2 separate regions of the Homo sapiens genome follow, and region 1 is linked to region 2. A link is a contact called in ENCODE Hi-C data. All regions are on one chromosome and are shown on one strand. The core of a region is the stretch at or near the end of the contact, and the rest is flanking DNA. Distances in the headings are between cores, read along the strand shown. Region 1 holds the start of NCAM1 (neural cell adhesion molecule 1). Region 2 has its middle 58 kb from the start of NCAM1.

Region 1 (6,866 bases), core at 3,993-6,492, 59 kb before region 2:
ACTGCCAACGCCAAATAATTTACATCCCTTTACATCAGCAAATGGTTTTAAGGTTTGGCCCCAAGAGTTAATAACAAAAGAGGCTAGAGGTAACAGGACTATGACCTTCAGATTGACTTCTGTATTCTATTACCCTACAGTAAGTAGTAAGCATATCTACCTGTATTGTTAAAAATAGTTTCACTACAATGTTTTCGAATAGTGAAAACTCTGGAGCTCATAGAAACCTAATCATTAGGATTCAGAGGTCCTTGGACATTTCCTCCTTCCTAAAAGACCATCTCTTACAGCATTGCTCAGAGTCACTGAGTATATTATGAAAAGTAAAAAATTTTCTTCTTCGAATTTTACTTAGAATTCTTTCTTTTTAACCAAAGGAATTTTCACCTTAGTGACTTTTATTAAAAGCTCAAATGACTTCATTTTATACAGCCACGTGATTAATGTTTTCAATTTTGTGTAATTTGTAACCCAGTTTTAAGATCAGTAAAATGCTCCCTGTAATGTGCTGCCATTTCTTTTAAAGTTCCAGACATTCCTTAGTCTATATGTTATAACTGCTAAACTGAAAAATGATCAATTATGGAATTTACATTAAAATATTTATCTTGACACCAGAAAACATGTGTGTGCTCAAAAAAGCAATGCTGAACTGGTGCAGGAGAGCCTTTATAAGATGTCTTTGTCTCCTCCTAGTCTATGATTCTTCCCGCAGACTGACGGGGGCAGGTGCGATCCCTTCTCTCCCTGGCCTGCCAATTGGTTCTGCTCTCCATCACAAGCTCAAGATCCTAAAAGTGCAACCCGTTCTTTAGCAACAGGTACTCAATCACTTATTTTACACTAAGTCAGAAAGGACTGTCTGTAAAATGTCTTTGGAAGCCTGCCAGTAGTATTGAAGCCACTTTCAGTCTGGAGAGCAGCCACAGTTCTTTAATACTAAAGACAAAATTATGAGAAATTTATCAAACTCATACTTAACAGAGGCTTCATCACCTTGAAAAATTAAGTGGTTGCATCAGAAATTCCAGAGTCCATTATTTAAGCAGTGTAAATTTTACAAAATGCTCTCTATAATTTGAGAAACTGGGTTCTGTAGTGAACAAAAACATGTCTAAAGATTAGCTTTTGAGTGACAAAATGGTGCTGTTTACTTTGAAAGGCAATTAAGACATTGTTCCTTGTGACAGAAAAATACAGATATAGGTTACTTCCATTAAATTACATATTACCTATCTGAGGAATTCAATTAATGATAAATGGATTCCAAACAGAAGCACTGTTCAAAACTTGGAATTTGGGGGTGCTACAGACTAATTTCTCCTTCTTATTGCTGCCTTCAGTAAACACCCACATCCCTTACAAATAGCACACCCACATCATTTTTTTTTCAGTTTTGATGTGGGATTTTTTTTTCTTTGCAATTACTATCTTAATTCTTGAACTATCAAACTCAAGAAACCAGTCACCAGTTAAATCAACATATTCTTAGTTTAATCAATTATCATTGTAAGACTTAGAGGAAACTCCTTTACTAAACAAGAATATGTCCTGCTATTTTCTGGTATTCCATTTTTAAAAAAAAAATCCTAGATAAAGGTATCTGGAAGGAAGTTATCAGGTTCAACAATTTAGGGAAAGAAAGAGGGCGTTCATAAAGCATTAACTTAAGAAAACAGTTAAAGACTAATGGAAGCTTAGCTAGGTTAGCAGATCTTTAAGACCTTTATAGAGGGAATAGTAACTCAAAAACTTACATAAATCATAGCCCACACGTCTACAATGTCTGGATTATATTCCCTGTTTTTAATAACTCTGTTGGATTTAAAACAAATTATCAGTTATTAATATTTCTAAATATGCTAGTATTTATTGAAAGAAAATAATCTTTCTAGGGTTTGGTTAGAGTTGTGAAAGGTTTTCCACATTCTTATATAGCCTTTATTACATTCAGTGAAATTCTGTTTAAAAACACACATTCTCAGTCTTCAAATGAAAATCAACAAAAATATATGGCTCACTATAACTGTGCTCACAGTCAACTTTGTGGAAGCGCACCTTAATTTGCTTAGTGAGAGATATTATATATACTACTTGATTTCAATGTTAGCTTTTGTAAAGTAGCTCTTTGTTCTTAACCGATGGTATCTTGTTAGAAACCCAGTCCTATCCATTCCTTGACTCTTGCAAGTTTAACTGGCAGAAGACTGCAAAATTATCAAGTAAACATGTGACTTAACCATTCCAGATCGTTCAAGCGAACAATTCTTCAAAACATCCAAAATTTATACTAGAATAAACTCAAATTTACTATGCAATTGCACAACCTTTCATTGTATTTCTAAAGAGCAGAGGACACAGAAAGAGGAGAGGGGCAGCCCATCGGACTCACTTGACGTATTAAGGTTAGCTTGCCTTATATGTAAATTTTCATATGCACCCAGCCGAGCACACAAACTCAGTTACCACTGCCCTGGACATGCTACATTTGAGTCCAAAAAAAAAACAAAAAAAAAAAAAACAAAAAAAAAACCTCAGATATATATACATATGTATATATACTTGTTGTTATGTTTTCATTTTCATTCTAACCCTTTGACTTGAATTCTTTGATTTTTTTAAAAAAAAACTATGGTACAAAAGACATTTTAATGGGAAATTATTTCTCTTTGGAAAACCATTCAACTTCTTTCTTTTGTTAAGCAACCTTGTATGTGTTTCACGTTCTGCCTTCTTCCCATCCTCAAGGTACCGGGCCAGGAAAGAGGTCGCTTTCATTCCAGGGAACACTGGTTAGAATGCCTCCCCTGCCTGGGCATCCAGGAACATCCCAGTGGGAATTCCTGGGCCTGCAACTTCCACGGGATCCAAATACTGATGACTGTACCCATCACGATGATGGAAAGGACCGCCAGGCGATCCCCCAAAAGGCCCACCAAATATCCGGGCTCCATTGTCACGCTCCCACCCGGGGGCGAGGATGTCTCAAAAACACCCCCCTTCCCCCGCCCCATGTGGACAGGTCGCGTCGCGGCACCCACGGGCACCGCGGAAAGGGGCATAACCGGGGTGGCCCCCGCCCAGGTGGCAGCGGAGACCCAGGGCCAGGCGGACTAGGCTTGGTCCCCACCCCTCCTCTCCGGGCCCTGCCACGGCCCCGCCCCGCCGTCAGTAGAGCCCCCGGCCCGCGGTCGGCCGGTCAGCGCACGCGCGTAGGTGTGCCTGCCAGGATGCCCTCCCCGGCGACGCGCTCAGGCCCGGATTCCGCGGCGCGAGAGTGAGCGCTGGCGGGGGCGGTGGGATGCTCCAAGTCGGCGTGAAAGAGGCGAGAGTGGGCGAGCACGGGCGGCCGGACCAGGAGCACTCCCGGTGACCACCTAGTCTCCATTTTATTTCCTCGGAAACTGCCGGGCAGGCGGGGGACCGGCCGCAGGGCGGGGTTTCTCTTGGCGGTGAGTGAGCGAGACCGTTAGGCTGAAGCACCGGGAGACTGTCCTGGCAGCTCCTGGCCGCCACCCGCGCCGCAATAAAAGCCTCTCGCGGCTTCCCGCCCAGCCAGCTTCGCACTGATTGGTCGCCGTGGGAGGGACCCGAGTTGGCTGGAGGCGGCGGCCGAGCGCTGCTCTTGTGCCGCCCGCGGAGGGGGCGCACTGGGTGCTCCCTGGCCCGCCCCGTGCGCTCCCCAACCGGGGGTCGGCCGTCCAGGGCAGGTACAACGGTACCTGGAGCTGCGACCGCGACACACAGCCCCTCCGCCCGGCTTTCCTCGATCGCTTCCCAGCACACGCCCCCCGCCCAGAATGTCCGCCCAACCCACCCAGCTCTCTGCGGCCCCTGCTTTTCTTCCTTCCCTCCCGTCCATCAGAGCCAAAGCGCAAATCCTTGGGTGGAGGTGGGGGGATGACAGCTGGAGGGGAGGGTGGGCACGCACAGAAGAATTTTCCAGGGAGGCCGGGATGGAAATAGCCAAAATGAAATGCACCTCCCTGCACACTGCCGAGGTTCTCTGGGCGGCGGCGCAACCCCCGCCACCCGCGGCAGCATCACTACTGTCTTCCTCCCAGCTCCCTATTGTTCACACTTTGCCAGGATCGGGAACCTCGCCCAAAGAAAGGAGACAGGGCGAGGTGTTTCGGGCGGCTACCTGCCATTCTTCTCCCGCCCCGTGCAACACTGGGCACGCGGCGCGTGTAAAGACACACGCGCGCACACGCGCGCGCACACACCAGGCAGCCCCAATCACGCCCTCCTCGCCCTCCGCCCCTCCGCACTTCCTCCTGTCAAAACGCGGCGCTCGACCCTCCCATCCTTCAGTGCTCGCGGCCGAGGGTAGGCTTTGCAACTAACCAGCAATTTGGCAAATGAAAAACTAACGTCATGTCGACTGGGGTGCAACAACGGTCACACCAACAACAACGGCCGTGCGATTCTGCCCATTTTGCCCCATTTTGCAAACCGTTATTCTTCTGGGGCGGGGGAAGCAAAGCAGCGATCCTGACTTTATTAGACCCAGGAATATAACGATCTGGGGCGGCTGCCCTAGCCTTATTGTTCACTCTTCCCGGAGCCGGGGCTGACAAGCCACTTCCCCCTCGGAATCCGAGCCCGTGCGGCGGCACCACCCGAGCCGCGACCTCCCCCGCCCCGCCGCCCGCCTTTGGGGAAGGAGCGCTGCCCATCACCAGCGCGGCCGCTGAGTCCCCAGGAGCCGGCCGGCTCTGCTCCCACCGCCGCGGGCGCACAAAGTGGGAAGGGCGGACGCGCCGGAGGGGCGCCGGGCGCTGGCGGCTCGGGGAGGCAGCCCCGTGCAGCGCAGCCCTGGAGGGAGCGGGGTTCGGCTGGGCAGCAAGGGCGACGCGCTCCTTTCACAGCTAAACGAAAATGACCAGCCTTAGCAGTCCACGTAAAACCACCCAAAATAATAGCGTTCCTCCTAGGAGTAGGAGGAAGGGGTAATTAGCAAACCAGATTGAGAATTAAAAAAAAAAAAAATGTACCTGCAGTTCCCAGGAAAAACAAAGTCCAGATGAGATCCTTAGTTTGCAGCATTGTAATCTGCTGGCTGGGAGGGATGTTCTTGCCGCGGTAAATTCTGTGCCCCCCCCCCTGCAGCGAGTGTGGACGGCGGCTGAGCGACAGACCTAGGGGCAGACAATTGCCAGGCTGAGTATGATTATTTTTGCAGAATTGTTTCCTGCCAGCGGCAGCCGAGCTGCGTTCACGCGCTGATCGGAGAATGAGTGACAGTCCCAGCCTCAGCACACTCGCAACTCGGAGATCCTTGCGCTGGCCCGGGTTCGTTTTGATGGAACTGGGATGGGAGCGAGGAGCGGGGGGCGGGGGTGAGAACCTCACTGTGTCCTTCCACCACGCCGGCCACAAATAGTGCCGAACATCAAGGAGGTAAGAGAGACAGGGGAGGCAGATGCGGAAGCCTGCAAAACGCGGCCTGGAGCTTTTGGGGGAGCCGGGCTCTTTCACACGCAGTCTCCCTGGGAGAGCTGGGATTTCTTTTCACACTTCTACCCTACGCCTTCGCAGGCGCTCCTGCTACCCAGCCTTCCTTAATCAGCAGTTTGCATATTTTGATAACTAGTAAATAATAAAAGCAAAATTTTAGATTTGGTTAGGTAAAGTTGTCAAATCCCTCCATTTCGATTCTAAGATCCTTGCAACACAAGGATAGCCCAGGACTTTAAGTGCGGGAAATTAGAACTTTGGAGAGGGATGGGGGTTGCCGTTGCTGGGTGTTGTTTGGATATTGTTTGTTTGTTTGTTTTATCCTAACTGTGAAGTTTGCTCTCCCACAGAGAGACATACAACACCCTTCAGCAGATCCCCTGGGAAGGAGGTGGGAAGAGACTTAAGTTAGAAGAAAACTCCGATGTTTGGAAGAGATTTCCAGAAATAACCCGAAGAAAATGTTTTCCTGTTTATAAATTCTGAAATCTGTGGTCTCTTTATTAAAATAGCCAGGCTTTTATATAGGTATTATGATATAGAAGCGTCATTAAATAATATTTTCTTACATGGGGACGTGACCTTAATTCTTAAAGATATTAATGTATAATATTACTGAGGTACCAACACAATAGGCTTTAATTAAAATTCCACCCGTGTTTTCAAAAGTAGGGGGTGGAGAAAGCGGGGTGAAAAGAATCATGTCTCAGCACCTGAAGGCTTGGGTATGTAAGGAACTAATGTGAGAAAGGTGTTCTAGATGTCAGGTTAACCCATTAGCCTAGAACACTGAAACCCTCTAACAGAGGAAGTCTGCATAAGTTCAAAGGCATTAAAGCACTAATGTTACCGGGTACTCCGTTTTTCTTCAAAGGTCGGCCTCCCCACTCCTGTAGCAGGTTTTTTGTTTTGTTTTGTTTTGTTTTGTTTCTGTTTTGTTTTTTTGAGATGGAGCCTCGCTCTGTCGCCCAGGCTGCAGTGCAGTGGCGCCATCTCTGCTCACTGCAACCTCTGCTCCCGGTTCAAGCGATTCTGCTGCCTCAGCCTCCTGAGTAGCTGGGATTACAGGCGCGCGCCACCACGCCCAGCTAATTTTTGTATTTTTAGTAGAGACGGTGTTTCACCATGTTGGTCAGGCCGGTCTCGAACTCCTGACCTCGTGATCTGCCCACCTCAGCCTCCCAAAGTGCTAGGATTACAGCCGTGAGCTACCGCACCCAGCCGCTGTAGCAGTTTTTAAAAGTCCATCCTCTACTGTCAGGACATCCATCCTTATTGGACAGGCCCCATCTCTTCCCCACTTTCCTCCTCTATAATAGACCAAGTGGGCCACACCAGTACAGTGTAATTAGCTTGGACCCCTGAAAAGTATTTCTTCCCCCAAGTAAATCTTCCACAACGTTTAC
Region 2 (7,463 bases), core at 3,690-6,189:
TATAGCCTTGCTGAGGATTCCTGGGCTGAAACTGAAATTCTATTTCTGCAACTGAGGATAAGCATTTCTAATTCTGCTCATGTTGAAAGGGTCCAATTTCCAAAGGCACAGACTTAGCACTCCTTATTTGCACTGAATCATCAAACCCCTCGCCTGGGCCTGGGCTCGGCTCTGACTTCTTGCGGAGGAGCTCAGGGGAAGCAGGCAGTGATAGATGAGGCTGAAGAGGTTGGCAGGGGCCAGCTTTAGAGAACCATCCATGGCAAGGTAACACATCAAATTTTTATCCTATAGAGGATGGACAATCATTGAAGAATATTTAACTGGGGAATAACAGTCAGATTGGTGTTTCAGATTGAACATCATGGCAGCTGAGTGAGGATGGGTTGATATAAGGGGGGCAAGACAGGGGACAGGGAGGCCAGTTAGGAGTTTCTACTAATAGCTGGGTTGACAGCATCAGGACTCAGGGATATCTAGCCACCTGTTGGACTCGTCCACTTCGGTTTTCTGCAAAGAAATAAAACCTTATCCTCTTACCTCAAAATCATGCTTCTTCCGAATTCCCTGCCTTGATGAAAATTGCCCAACCACCCTAGTCAGAAACGTGGTAACCACTCTTGACACACTTCAATTTCCTCCTTCCCCATATTCTATCACCATGACCTGTCCATTTTACCTGTAAAATAGTATAGTCCTGAAATCTTCCCCTCTGCTCCATTCCTAAAATTATTGCTCCAATTCAGGTCTTCATATTCTCTCCCCTGACTTTTGCAATAGTCTTCCAAACTGAAAAGTAGTGGTCCTCAGAGGGTCTGCTCTTTCAGAGAGGGCAAAGAAATGAGAAACATCCCCCCCTCCCCACACTCAATTGCAAGACCAGCTCCTCAACAGGAAGGCTTACCTGAAACCCCCAGGCAGGTTAGGTACCTTTCTTAGTCCATTTGTGCTGTTAAAACAAAATACCTTAGACTGGGTAATTTATAAACAACAAATTTATTGCTCACAGTTCTGGAGGCTGGGAAGTCTAAGATCAAAGGCCTGCAGATTCAGTATTTGGTGAAGCCCTCTTCTTTGCTTCCTAGATGGCACCTTCTTGCTGAGTATTCATATGATGCAAGGGGCAAATTTTTTGTCTTCACGTGGTAGAAGGTTGGAAGGGCCAAACAGGTTCCTCAGGCCTATTTTATAAGGTCACTAATCTCATTCATGAGGACAGAACCCTCATAACCTAATCACCCCACAAAGGCCCCACTTCTTAATACTGCTGCCATGGTAATAAAGTTTAAACATATGAATTTGGAGGAGGAGCAAAAACATTCAGACCATAGCAGTACCCATTCCCTGCTTATCCCTATCATAGCATTTTTCACATTTTGTTGTCCTTATCTGGTAACATATTTGTCTTCCTCTCTTGATCAAGGGTCAGTAAACTAAAGCCTGCTGGCCAAATCTGGCCTGCCACCTGTTTTTGTAAAGAAAGTTTAATTGGATGACAGCCATGCACAATCACTTACACAGTATATAGGGCTGGCATTTTTCCCTACACAAGAATGGAGTTGAGGAAGTCCAACAACGATGGGGTAGCTCATAAATCCTAAAGTATTTATTACCTGGCCCTTTACAGAAAAAGGTTGTAGACCCTGTTCTAGCCCATAAATATATCAAGGGTGTGAAAGAGAGTTTATGTGATTGCCGTATCCCTGGGATCTAGAACAGTGCTTGGAACATAAATACAAAGTGTGCTGTGTGTGTGTTGGAACGACCTACCTCTTGTGACTGGCTCAATGGTACTAAGGAAGATGAGTCACAGCCTGATTTCTATACACCTATGAACAGATGTAGTTCACCTCTTTCCCTCTTAGATGATGACCTCCACTATTATTACTCAGCAATGCTTAGCTCCTTTTACTGGTGGAGTCCCAAACACCTTGATTCATCATGCCTAGGGGTGGCATTGCCTGCAACCCATACACCCCAATAACGCAACCCATCTTTCAGCAAGATGGGCTATGGTTTCTGCCTACTATTCATCCCAAAGGAGCAGAAAAGTTTAGAGACTCCTATAAGGCACCGCAATCTTGGTTTAGTCCTGTAGTTATATTGCTTTCAATAAGTTTTGATGGCTGAGTCTAATGATTTCAGAGATAGATCATGGATTTAGACCAGACTTTCTAGAAGCAAAGCATTAGTCTGACATGAGGGCTCAGACCTGTATGTTGGTCATTTCAGTGATCAGGCACTGTGCTAAGCAGTTTGCATGCATTAGTTTTCTTTCTTTCTTTTTTTTTTTTTTTGGCCTTGAGATAGGGTCTGGCTCTGTTGCCTAGGCTGTAGTGCAGTGGCACAATCTCAGCTCACTGCAACCTACATCTCCCAGGCTCAAGTGATCCTCCTACCTCAGCCTCCTGAGTAGCTGGGACTACAGGCGCACACCACCAAACCCAGCTAATTTTTTGTTTTTTGATTTTTGTAGCAATGAAGTCTTGCTATGTTGCCCAAGCTGGTCTCAAATCCCTGGGGTAAAGCAATCCTCTTGCCTCAGTCTCCCAAAGTGCTGGAATTACAGGCATGAACCACTGCACCTGGCCACAATCAGTTTTGCTCACTGTTGCTCTATCCTATGTATCTAGAACAGTGCCTGGTGCCTGATGCATGGTAAGCACTCAAGAAAGATTTGTTAATGAAAATTCATTTGAATTGTTTTCTATCATTCTTTTCACCACTTGTGAGCTATGCCCTATTTTCCCCCATCTTATAGATGAGTAAGCAGGGCCAGGAAAGCTCTGCAGTACAGCTGGCCAGTGTCATGGGCAAGAGTTAAGCCAGAACTTTTTGGTTTGGAAGGCTGTGCTCTGTCCATGACATCAAGATTATCAAGATTTGGGCAGAGAGGAACTCCATTTGGGGTGTAACATCCTCACCTTTGTTATTTCAGTTCTAGAAATGTATCAGAAGACAAACTTCTTGGGTCACTATTTCCCAGGGTGTACAGATACTCCCTGACTTATGATGGAGTTATGTCCTGGTAAACCAATTGACAAGTTGAAAATATCATTGCTTCAAAAATGCATTTAATACACCTAACCTGCCAAACATCATAGCTTAGCCTAGCCTACCTTAAACATGCTCAGAACACTTACAGTAGCCTACAGTCGGGCAAAATCATCTAACCTAAAGCCTATTTTATAATAAAGAGTTGAATATCTCATGATTTAAACAATTTTTTTTTGAGACAGAGTTTCGCTCTTGTTGCCCATGCTGGAGTGCAGTGGCACAATATCGGCTCACTGCAACCTCTGCCTCCCAGGTTTAAGCAATTCCCCTGCCTCAGCCTCCGGAATAGCTGGGATTATAGGCGCCTGCCACCATGTGTGCCTAATTTTTGTATTTTTAGTAGAGAGGAGATTTCACTATGTTGGCCAGGCTGCTCTCGAACTCCTGACCTCAGGTGATCCACCTGCCTCGGCCTCCCAAAGTGCTGGGATTATAGGCGTGAGCCACTGTGCCTGGCTGAATATCTTATGTTATTAAGTACTCTACTAAAAGTGAAAAACAAAATGGTTGTACGGGTACTCAAAGTATGGTTTGTACTGGAAGCATAGCGCTTTTGCACCATGGTAAAGTAAAAAAAAATGTAAATTGAACCATTGTAAGTCAGGGTGCCTGTAATCATTTACATGATTTCAAAAGCAGCATTTTCAAGAGCTGAGATTCATCCTTTGCATAAAAAACAGGACAGAGGCCCTTGAGAATTCCGTGTTGCCTGTACAGGTTTTGGCATATTCTCTGAAAATTCTGAAGACAGCAGCCCCTCTCCCATGCCACTGTAGAGAATCCTGGGCTTCCCTAAGGCTACATCGTGTTCCATTCAAGCACAATGGTAATGGGGCAGTTGAGCTGTACACCGGCTTTTCAAAAGGCTCCAGTATAATGTAGCGATTGTGTCATAGACAACAATAATAAAGAAAAAACCTCCCAGCCAACTTTTTTCACATGACTGGACAGAGAAAACAAGCAAACACGAAAATGACTGAGCCTCCCCCAAGCCTCCTCTTCAGAAGGCAGGCTCCAGAACCATTGCTTGATTCTCTATGTCACAAATTGAATGAAGATTGGAAACTTCCCTATCTAGCACAACAAATGAATCTAATTTGTGATTTTCATTCCCTTCACTCTGAGCTCTATTTATGGATGACCTTTGATGTCACATCCATTTCCAAAATATATCATTAAGTAGCAAAAAACCACCTCAGCAGGTGAGATTAAAACTGATCATGTGGAAGTTTTTACTTGTATTTCTAGCACTCCGTTACCCAGGCTGAAAACCAGACTTGTGCTTTTCTTCCTCCAGAGATAATCTTCACTTTAATGAGCTACAGAAAGCAGCCTGCCAGCAAAAAAAAACAAACATTTATCAAAGCCTCAATAAATAGTAATTCACTGAAGTTAAGATTCTTCCTCCTGAAAGTCTAAACGCCTTCTAAAAATTATTTCAGAGCTATGTTGCTAAAGGATTAAAATAGATTGAGTGCTTAAGTCTTCTGTTGTTCATGTTCAACTGGGTATTCTCTTGGGAATGTTAAACCAAACAGGAGGGGAAAAGCTGCAGAGATAACTAATGTAAGATCTGCTGGAAACTCCTAAGAGAGAGGGAAATGAATTTTGCAAGAGCTTTCTTCTCTTTTTCCTTCTCCCACCCATACTCCCTTGCTTCTTGCTTTCCATTTGACTCTGGTCATGGTTTCACTTGCTTTCAGGACCTTGGATGAATACCAGGCAGTTCTCTGGGTGACTCTTTGAGGTCAGAGAAGCTTTTGTCTGCCAATACTGGATGAGAAGGTGGATGTGATAGGAATCTATGGTGTAAATTTTGACAGGCTGAAATGCCTTTGGGCCCTGGTGAGCCTCCCTAAAGTACTGATTGTGCTCAGAGCTCATGAGAATGGCCTGGTGTGGGGAAGGAGAGAGGGTCAGGCAGGCAGAAACACTAGTAACCATGTCGAGTAACTTGGCATTTTCCAGCTCATATTTCTTCTTGTATTGGAATTCCTCCAGTAACAGGAGATGGTTCCCCTCTGTTCTTAGAAGCAAAGTACAAGAGAGTTGGAAGGAATCTTGGCCATCACTGTGTCCAGTCTTCTCACTGTAAATATGCTTAAAATCTCTTCCACTTTAAATAAAAAAAAATCTGCTATACTTTGTGTTGTTCTCCAGCCACCTCTTTAATTATCTTCTTCCCTTCAGTGCAAATACATTGAAAGGTAGCCGATACTCACTGACTCGAATACCACACAGCCTGCCTGTAACCCTGCCTTGCCTTTCTGCAATCCATCTTTTAGGTATCATTCCTAGAAACCGCTTATTGCAAAGTCATCAATAACTCACCAGTTGTCAAAACCAATGAACGCTTTCCCAGTTAGTGCTTGAATTTTTTGCCACTTGGATGCTGCTCATTGCTTCCTTAGGAAACTCTCCTTCAGGCTTCAGAGACCCCCTTCTTCTGGAACTCCCACTTCCTTGACAGCCCTTACTCAGTGTCTTGCTGGTTCCTCTTTCGCCAAGTCTTTAAATACTGCCCCTTCCATATAAGCCTGTCCTTGATCTTGTTCTTTTTTCACTCTGCATTCTGTTTGACTGGTCTCATCAACTCATGACATCAACCATCACCTCCATAGATGCCCCTCAAATGTGCCATTAACTCAAAATCCCCAGCTCCACAGTGGGATATCTTACAGCCCACAGGTATCTTCACCTGGCTTCCTCTTAGGCACTTTAAACACAAATGGTCCCAAATAGAAATCACTTTTCATCTTCTCCCATTCAGTCTTTTCCGCAGAGATCTTGCATCTCTATCAATGAATCCAAACCAGAACCTTTGTGGGTAATCTGACATCTGCTTCTCCCACACACCCTGCATCTAATTAAGCACCAAGTTCTCCCAGTTCTTCATTCTATGAATCTCTGAGCTCTGCCTCCTGCACCACCACTGCTTTCTGTCTCTTAACTGCCCTATCATAGTACTCTTCTCATTGACCTCCCTGCTTCCACAGCCTACCTCTCCAACCCATGTGCCATACGTAGGTCGGAGTGCTCCTGTAAGCACTGGTCTTGTCTGACAATCCTACTGTTCAAAAACCCTTGATGAGTCTTTGCTGTCTATAGGTTAAATGCAACCTCCTTAGCCTGACAGAAGAGGCCCATCCTTTCTTAGATGTTGTCTACTTTTGAACCTAACTGCTGGCCACTTGTAACTTGTGTAGTTGTTCAAGGTCATGCTTAGTTTCTGGCATCTGTCATGCAGTCCTGCTCATCCTACACCTTGGCATGATTTATTTTATCTGCCTTGAAAGTTCTTGACTTCCTGGTTAGCAGCCACTCACCCTTGAGTATTGCTCAAACATCTTCTCCTCTATACATTCTTCTTTGGTCTCTCCCAGCCACAGTTAATTCCTCTGTTCTCAATATTTTCACAACATTTTGACTAAGGCTTTATTAATATGTGTCCCATAACTTAATAATTATTTATTTTCAAGACTCTTTCCTCAGCTACAATGCTCCTTGTGGGCAAGGAGCTTGCTGTTTTTAATCTTTCAAATTACCAATACCTAGTAGACCATGGAGGTTCAGAGAGGTGAAGTGGATTTCTCTAACAGCACGGCTAGCCAGTGGCAGTTTCTGGGCCGCAGCTGGGATCTTCTGACTTTGTTCCTGTACCTCATTTACTGCATAATGGCTGGGGCCTGAAATTCAACTGTCCTGTGGGGTGGGGCAGGGTGAGTTTGGTTTGTAAACTCATAAGCCAGAAGTATACCCAGTAGAGAAGAACTTGGGCACAGGTGATATGATTGGAAGCCAGTTACACAGAACAAGGCTACGAAATGGAGAAAAATGGGAGAGGGACGTTGTGAATAGGGACGGCTTGAGTAACATCCTTGCTTCTCAGCTATGTTGTGTTCTGAAAAGTAAGAGATTTCAAAATAGACAATATTAAACATCCCCTTATTATTCTATCTCCATATTCCCCCCCACCCCCTGCAAGCTCCATTTTCCTTTATTCCCAGCTGTATTTTCCATGCTCATTAAAAACAAACATAGGTAGTGGCTGATTGGCCAATGCCTCTAATTTTAGACAGAGAAGGGCATCTGCTGATACATTCAAGGTCTGCTCAGGACTCGGAAGGTCAGAAGCTCCTCCCTAGAGCATCTCTCACAGGTAGTTGGAAGCCTATGTTGGGCTGGGCTGTGGGTTTACACATCTGTTCACTTTTGACCTGGCCTCAAAAGAGGTATTAAAATGTGCTTCAACCGTTTATTTTTCCCATCCTAATTAACCAAAGTGTTTCATAAGTAACAAGGATGTTTCCAGTAATTTAGCACTTCATTAGTAATTTGTTCCATTATAATATGTATCACCAAAATCAACTCAATTCAGACAACCATTTGCTGCCTTCACAAAAGAT

The links. Hi-C counts contacts between places; a loop is a spot of excess contacts on that map. Pooled maps may share reads with other maps.
Region 1: a loop to region 2 is called in a map of dorsolateral prefrontal cortex, with 12 times the contacts of the local background. The contact joins the promoter of NCAM1 here to the enhancer-like site in region 2. A Hi-C loop is called at or near these places in 2 of 168 maps with a recorded cell type or tissue (both dorsolateral prefrontal cortex) and 6 of 50 pooled maps.

What each region holds. Positions count from the first base shown.
Region 1 is chr11:112,959,796-112,966,661 of GRCh38, reverse strand. It overlaps NCAM1 (neural cell adhesion molecule 1), which reads right to left and starts at 5,242. Exons shown (of 20, transcript NM_181351.5): 1 at 4,998-5,242. The coding sequence starts at 5,049. It overlaps NCAM1-AS2 (NCAM1 antisense RNA 2), which reads left to right and starts at 3,202. Exons shown (of 3, transcript NR_120563.1): 1 at 3,202-3,452; 2 at 5,186-5,295; 3 at 5,811-6,866. RefSeq lists an enhancer at 4,522-5,299.
Region 2 is chr11:112,900,012-112,907,474 of GRCh38, reverse strand. No RefSeq gene overlaps it. Among named protein-coding and RNA genes, the nearest start is that of NCAM1, 58 kb to the left of the region's middle. Within about 2 kb of position 4,939, at least 5 of the 41 ENCODE cell types and tissues checked have a DNase peak (open chromatin) inside an H3K27ac peak, as active enhancers do; they include dorsolateral prefrontal cortex, where a contact is called at or near this core.